Linked DNA regions of Mus musculus: region 2 is linked to region 1. A link is a contact called in ENCODE POLR2A ChIA-PET data. All regions are on one chromosome and are shown on one strand. The core of a region is the stretch at or near the end of the contact, and the rest is flanking DNA. Distances in the headings are between cores, read along the strand shown. Region 1 holds the start of Dag1 (dystroglycan 1). Region 2 holds the start of Rhoa (ras homolog family member A).

Region 1 (3,846 bases), core at 843-3,342:
TCTGCTGTTTTGTTTGGAAATCGCATCTTATTTATTTATTTAGATTTATTTATTATTATATGTAAGTACACTGTAGCTGTCTTCAGACACTCCAGAAAAGGGCGTCAGATCTCATTACGGATGGTTGTGAGCCACCATATGGTTGCTGGGATTTGAACTAATGACCTTTGGAAGAGCATTCAGTGCTCTTACCTGCTGAGCCATCACACCAGCCCTTACTTATTTATTTTCGAGACAGAATTTCTCTGTATAACCTTGTGTACTCATTCTATAGACCGGGTTGGCCTCAAACTCAGAATCAGAGATCCACTTGCCTCTGCCTCCCGAGTTCTGGAATCAGAGGAGTAAGCTACCACCACCCAGCTTTTTTAATATAGTTTTTTAAAGTTTTATTCATTTCAAATGAGTATACTGTAGCTGTCCTCAGACACACCGGAAGAGGGCATCAGATCCCATTACAGATGGTTGTGAGCCACCATGTGGTTGCCGGGAACTGAATTCAGGACCTCTGGAAGAGCAGTCAGTGCTCTTAACCGCTGAGCTATCTCTCCAGCCCTATATCTTATGTTTTTATTGTGCTTGGAGTTGGTTCTTTCTTTTCACCATGTGGGTTGTGGGGACCCAACTTAAGTCATCAGTAATGTCTTTACTGTCTAAGTAATCTCTGAAGCCCTTGATTAGTTTTTGAGACAAGGTATCACTCTATAGCCCAAACTGGCCTGGAGACTCATTATGCGACCTTGACTGGCCTTCAATTTACAGCAATCCTTAAGTCGCAGCTTTATGAGTGTAAAGATTACAGACGGCAGCAACCATGGCCAGCTCATTCTCAGCCTTTCTAAAATGGTACAGTCTTAAAGTCAGAATCTGAGAAGCCATTAACTCTTCAGTTTATTAACATCCAAGGGATGGCCTGCTCTTGCTCTCCTGGATTTTAGTTCCTCTTCCTTTTCTAGGCTCTATGAGTTAGTCACGTAAGAATTGAGAAATTGCAAACAGGTATTTGAGGTAGGGCATTTCTTCCTGAAAATTTTTTCTCCTAGACTCTTCTGAAGAGAACTGCCCGTCCTTTAGGCAGGAATCCCAGGCTGAGTAGCCGCCGGGTCTGTATTCAGAATGAGTTTACTGATAACAGCTTGTGTCTGAAACTCCAGCCTGGCCCTAGGCCAAAGAGGAATGGATTCCTTCTAGCAGTGTGGGGTCAGTTAGGAAGGGAGCAGAGCCTACCACAGTTCTGATTTCCACAGGTATTATGCACTGTCAGGTTTAGTAACTTGTTAAATCTCCAGTCTCTGGAGTTTGGGCCCTCTGGTGAGCCCAGGAGAGTTAAGAACTACTTTAGGACCCTCCATAAATGGGGGAGGCCAGATTCTAGCAGTAACCACCCATCTAAAGAATGTGGGCCACCGGGGGGTGAGTGACCTGTGCTAGCGGGTCAGAGCTATTTTGAGCTCCAGAGGAGGCATTGGATTTTAGCTTTCCAAGGAGGGGGAGGGGAAGCCTGTTGTATGGCCAGCACTAAAGAAATGGGTTACCTTCCTGCCCACCCACCCGGATCTGGCCTTAGTTTCTCCATCCATATTAAGGAGAGGGTAACAAGGCCTCTCTTCCTTTGCAATTGGGAGGGCGCTTCCTGAGTGTTTGAATGGTTTAGATACCGCTTGCGTTTTGCTCGAAGGAAATTAGGGGGCAGCTGTGTGGTGGCTTGTTGTGGCCGGACCGGTTCGCCGGCCTGTCCATACCTCGATTTATTCTTCGGGAGAAGTTGGGAAAGGTGCCCCTCCCCCACCCCAGCTAGCAAGCGCTCCCAGCTACCCGGACTGGCTAAGGCGTGTCCCGGGACCCACTTGGTCGACTTCGGGGGCGGGGCCTCTACGTCGGGGCGTGGCTTTTGGGGCGGGGGCGTGACAGGCCAATGGGCAGAGAGGTGCGGGACGGGGCGGGGCCTGTGCGCGGGTGCGGCGCGCTGCGGGGCTAGCGACGCAGGCAGAAGCGGGCCGCGCGCTGAAGGCTAGTCGGCGCCGCTCCGAGTCGGCCGTGGGATTGGCTGCGGCACTCGCGTGTCAGGCGGTTGCTAGGCTCCGGCCGCGCGCCCCGCCCTCGCGCTCGGCGCCCTCTCACCGCTCGGTACGTGATCGCGCGGAGGCTGCGGCGCGGCGCTCGCGCTCCTGGGGCTCGGGGGCGGCAGCGGCGGTAGCTTCGCGCGGAGTCCCCGGGGAGTGGCGGCGGTGTCCCTGGGCCCGGAGGAGCGAACACCTGCCGCGGCCTGCCCGTGGTGCTGGGTGAGTGCGCCTCCCGCCTCTGCCTCCCGGTGCCTGCCTGCTGGGGCCGGGATCCCCGCTGCAGCCGACCGAGCCTTCCGCGGAACACCTGCTGCTGCTCCCTTTCGGCCCGGGGCGGGGACACGGCCACGGACGTCCTTGCGGGTGAGGAGGCGGCGCCGCCGCCGTCCGTGCGGAGCCGCCCCTCGGCTCTCCGTCCGGTAGCTGAAGGCTGAGGCCGGAGCTGCGCGCCGCGGCGACGGGCCAGGCCTCGGCCCCGGCCCGCGCTCCCGGGAACGCGGGGCCTGTGCATCGGCCGCGGGCGTGTGCGGCCTGCGGGCTGCCTCCGGGTTGCCAGTGGGGGTCGCGGCCCAGTTAGGAGGCATCTCTACTGTGGGGCTCCTGCCAGAGGCTGGGAAGGGCGCCGCCCCCGCCTCTTGCTTTGAGCTGCTCCGAGTCTTGGGGTTCTTTCCTCCCCCTCGGTTGCGCTTCTGTGGGAGACTCCTTTACTACCTTTGCAGTGGGTATTTGGGAAATCAGGTTCACTTGCGAGTATATTTGGAAAATGTTCCCAGAGGGAACACCATGTTGACTCAGAGTCCTTTGCTATAACTCCCAAGTTCATTTATTGACAAACTCAACGGGCAATTAAAAACACACCTCTTAATCTCTACAATTTGAGAAGCTTTTGTTAAGTTGAATTACATCAAGATTAGTTTTCGTGGTGATGACGAAGTTTTGACTGGTCCGCCTAGTCTGGGACAGTACCTTTATAGCCTAGAGGTCTAACTTGAGAGTCCAGCCTGCTGTTTCCCTAAATAAGCGAGTAGAAGTAGTTCTTGGCGTGGAAGCCAGACTCGTGAAGTGAGGGTGGTGTTTATAGAACATAACTCCAGCTAGAGTTGGGTGTGCTTCCAGATGTTTTGGAATCTGATGGAGATGGGGTGTTGCAATCATATTAGTATATATTGTGCTTAATGAGCAAGAGACATACTTTCAGAATGTTCTAGTTTAGAAAAAGAATTCCACGGTAACGGGTTGTACAGATCGATGGTTTAAATATGGAGAATTGAAGTTCTTTTTGCCTTGAAGTCAAGGACATGGTCAGCGTGCTTAAAGGACATAGGGGCTATTGGAGAAATCAGATCTCACTAGGGAGTTAGTTGCAAGGCGTGTGGGATCCTGTGTGAAGGTAGGAGTAAGTAGCACTATGCAGGCAGCACCGGGTGGGAATGTGCAAGCATTGTTGATATGTACCTCTGTTGAAATTGTCACCGGACAAGTCCTCATCATTCTAAAAAACCTGATTTGACAAGATGCATTCATTTAGTAAATGTTTGACTTTACTCCCTGGGGACTTCTGGGTAGGACTTGGGGGCCCATGTAATACATCTTGCTTTGTCCTTAACTGATTTTGGGTTCAGTGAATGAGAATCAGAACCCATGACGAGAATATGCTTGCTTGCATGGTAGCCTGAAGAGAGCCTTCCTGAGCCGTGCGTGGCCTTCAGGGCCAGCAGGAATTAGCTGGGGGACATAAAGGCTTGTACACCCGGAACCACATGTACATGGTTTAAAATAGAGC
Region 2 (3,846 bases), core at 355-2,854, 42 kb before region 1:
CTAAGAAACGTCACTGCTCCGGAGAAATACTCCAAACAACATCTCAGAGTCTTCAATATTAAGACCTGATCTTGTTTTCTTAGTTTAATAATACGTGAGTCAAATGCTCAAACTAGCCAATGAAAGGTGAAAAAAACATTCCACATGGTACATACACATTTGGGCACGTGACACTAAGTGGCTAAAAATTCTCACCACATACCGCATCCTAAAATATAAGTTTTCCCCTTTCAGACTGGCATGGGGGATGTACATTATACGTGTACTACATATTATACATATATAATGTTATATATAACATGCAAAAAGCACTTATTTCAAAATATACCAGAAGACAAAACCAAATAAATAACTAATAGGTCAAAATTTAGTGATGACTATTAGAAAATACAAGTAGAACCAATTCTGGGGCAAAAAAGAAAAAAAATGGTGTCAAATTTTCCACTATCAGCTACTAAACATGAACTTTTTTTTTTTTAAATCAACTTGCCTGCAAAAAATGCAATTTTACGAAACCGACCTGAAAAGGGGAACCCATCAGTGATTCTTAATTGAAGTAATAACTTTAAGCAGAAATGCATCTATTTTGATGCAACCTCGCCAAATTATTATGTGTTTTTTCGACTGGAAAATACCTTCCCCCATAGAGTCATAACCGCTAAGATTTCAAAACAATCTTTTACTTACACAATCTCCAATAATACGGCACTCAAAACAGAAAATCCACCCAAACCCTCACTGTCTTCACCCGGTATAGAACGGGATTAATAATCCACGTTCAATGCAAAAGGCAAAATGGAGTTGTAAAAGAGTTTCTTGCCTAGTCCAACTCCCGACAGCCACACGCGCTTCGCAGTGGCAGGCTACCCCAGCGCGGTCGCGGACCGGCCGGGAGCCCCCGCCCAGCCCGGCGCAACCCTGAGAGGAAGCGACGAGGAGGGCGGGCGGCTAGGGCTCCACCAGGCCCGGCCGGGCGGGGGAAGGGGGACTGGAGGCGGCGGGGCGCGCTTCCGGGGACTGCGCGGGCGGGGCCGCCGCCTCGGGCGCGGGGCCCCAGGTCAGGGGCCGGGGCGAGGGGCTGCGGGCCGAGAGCAGCAGGTGGGGCGCGACCGCGGGCAGGCGACGGGCCGGAGGCCGGAAAAGTGCTTGCCGATCAGCCGACCAGCCGGGCCCGGAGCCGAGGCGGCTGGAGGGAAATGCTCCTGCTCACCTCAAGGCGAGGACTCCGAGTCCGGCCTCTTCGCGCTGAGGACGCTTGTCCGCGAGTCCGCGAGCTCCGAGCCAAGGACGGGCAGCTCCGTGGGAGACGGCGGGCTATGGAGAGAACCGACGGAGGACCGCGGGCGGCGGGCGGGGAGCGCGAGCGAACGAGGGCGGGCGGTGGCGGGAGGGCGGGGAGCGACGTGCGCGGCCCCGAGCGCCCTGCGGGCTCGAGCTGGCGCCAGTCGCGGCCCCGCGCACGCGCGCACACTCTCAGTTCAGCCACGATTGCTCAAGAACGCATCCACGCCCTGAGAGCTAGACGCTTAACCAATCATGGCAGACGCGTGGAGCATGACGGGAACACCGGGGCTATAAAAGAGCGAGTTGCTATTTTATCCTCACCGAATCACTCATCCTTTAAGCAAGCAGGGTGGGGCTGGGTGCGCCTGCGCGGTTTTAAAAACCCCTCCCCAAACTGCCAACACTTCGCGCAAGCGAAGTAGATCTTCCTTGCCTTGTATTACGCGTGCGCACTGACAGGCCTAACCCCGGAAGACCATACGCTTGCGCAGTAAGAACTACGGTGACAGTACTCCCGGTGGGGCGCTGGCCAGTCATGGCGGAGCCTTGGGCCGGGCAGTTTCTGCAAGCTTTGCCCGCCACGGTGCTCGGAGCGCTGGGCACCCTGGGCAGCGACTTTCTGCGGGAGTGGGAGACACAAGACATGCGAGTGACTCTCTTCAAGCTGCTCCTGCTGTGGTTGGTGTTAAGTCTCCTGGGCATCCAGCTGGCCTGGGGGTTCTACGGGAACACAGTGACCGGGTTGTATCACCGTCCAGGTGAGGCTCCCTACGAACCTCCTTGGCCCGGCTGTCCCTACCACCACCATACTGTACCATTGGGTTCTCCTGTGTCCACATAGACTACCACTGGTCCTCCAGGAGCCTCACTGTACCCAGACTTACAACCCCGTACCATTTTACACCACAAGCCCCTCATGCCCATCATCACGTTGTTAACTGTTTCTCAAAACCCTTCCTGGACAATACCACTAGTCCCTAGTATCCCAGCCTCAATCTCTATTAAACTATACCAGTGGCCCCTGACCTGACCTGGGCTATTGCCTGCTCAGATCCCCACCCTCAGCCTCCTGCAGCTATGGGTGTGTTCCTGCCTCCAGGTCTGGGTGGCCAGAATGGATCCACACCTGATGGCTCCACACATTTCTCTTCATGGTGAGTAAATCTCTGTCTATCCCAACCCCATGCTTGACAGGCAGAGAACTCTCAGCATGTGAGTGCACCAGCTTAGTGGCTGTGCAAGAATCCTTCAAGGCTAATGGTAGAGCTCAGGATTCCAGTTGGGGGTTCCCAGTGGCTTTAGAGCCTCTCATCAGCATGTTCAGTGGGGATGGATGGTGGTGTTACCTTAATTTCAGAAAGGTGATGTGCCAGGTCTATTGAAAACAAATCCCTTGGTTGGGAAGTCTTTCTTTAGGAAGGCAAGAACATCTATTCTAGGCAAGTACTGTACCACTGGAGCTATAACCCCCAGCCTAACAGTCTCTATTCTTAGCATACGACCTCATCAAGTCAACCTCCTAATCTCTAAAAACAACAGCTTACTTATCAGGACATTTCATTCAGCTAATCTCTGAGCTTCTACCACACGGCAGAGGTCACAGTACACCAGAAAACAAGGACAACTCAGACTCTGCCAGGCAGTGGTGGCGCACACCTTTAATCTGAGCACTTGGGAGGCAGAGGCAGGTGGATTTCTGAGTTCGAGGCTAGCCTGGTCTACAGAGTGTGTTCCAGGACAGCCAGGGCTTCACAGAGAAACCCTGTCTCAAAACACCAAAAAAAAAAAAAAAAAAGAAAAGAAAAGAAAAAGAAATAGATAAAACAAGACCCAGTAGCAAGGGGAAATGTAACTTTAGGAGACTAGATCAGGCTGTGATGGTGAACTTGGAGCACAAGGGCAGAAGGAACAGTTGAGGGGCTGATTCAGCAGGACAGTTGCCTGATCTAATTTGCCTTTATAAGCTTCTTCTTATGGCAAGTCGACAAAGGGCTTCAAGAGTGAAAGCAATACATGGATTAGGAAGGTGACCACTGTCTTAGCTAAGCACCATAAGGTAGGAGAATAGTAGACCCAGCAGGGACTACAAGAGATTAGTAAAGAAGTCTAGATTCTACTATAAGCTGTACTGAGCCCAGCTTAGCCAAGAAGGAGCAAAGGAAGAACCAATGTCAGGGACTGTTCCGCGATCGATGAAATAACCTTGCTTCTCTCCATTACTTTCAGGGAGATAGCAGCAAATGAAGCTCTCAAAACGCACAGAGAATAAGGGAAGGCAGCAGCAGAAGGGTCTCCAGAGATATCGCTGGGTCCGCTGGCTCCTATGCTATTTGTTGCTGCTGTCCAGACCCCTTGGACAACTGCAGAGGGCTTGGGGTTGGGGGACTGGAGTACCATGATGCTTCCAGGGTGAGCCTCCACTGCCCTCAGCCTTGCCTCCAACAGCTTCAGGTACTGGGCAGGTGAAGTTTGTCTCTTAACAAAAGGAAAGACTTCTTGTCAAGGGTCATTGCTTAGAAACATTTTGGTTGAGGAGGTCAGTGGTCCCTTTCTCACCTTGGC

Evidence for each region. ChIA-PET counts read pairs that join two places held with the same protein, here RNA polymerase II (POLR2A).
Region 2: POLR2A ChIA-PET joins it to region 1 with 23 read pairs in embryonic stem cell. The contact joins the promoter of Rhoa here to the promoter of Dag1 in region 1. POLR2A ChIA-PET finds 5 or more read pairs at or near these places in 3 of 5 experiments (Patski and embryonic stem cell).

The regions. Positions count from the first base shown.
Region 1 is chr9:108,262,061-108,265,906 of GRCm38, reverse strand. Dag1 (dystroglycan 1) reads left to right here and starts at 2,092. Exons shown (of 4, transcript NM_001276482.1): 1 at 2,092-2,282.
Region 2 is chr9:108,303,918-108,307,763 of GRCm38, reverse strand. It overlaps Rhoa (ras homolog family member A), which reads right to left and starts at 1,604. Exons shown (of 6, transcript NM_016802.5): 1 at 1,211-1,604. It overlaps Tcta (T cell leukemia translocation altered gene), which reads left to right and starts at 1,605. Exons shown (of 3, transcript NM_001311156.1): 1 at 1,605-2,042; 2 at 2,384-2,438; 3 at 3,511-3,846. The coding sequence starts at 1,820. The coding sequence ends at 3,553.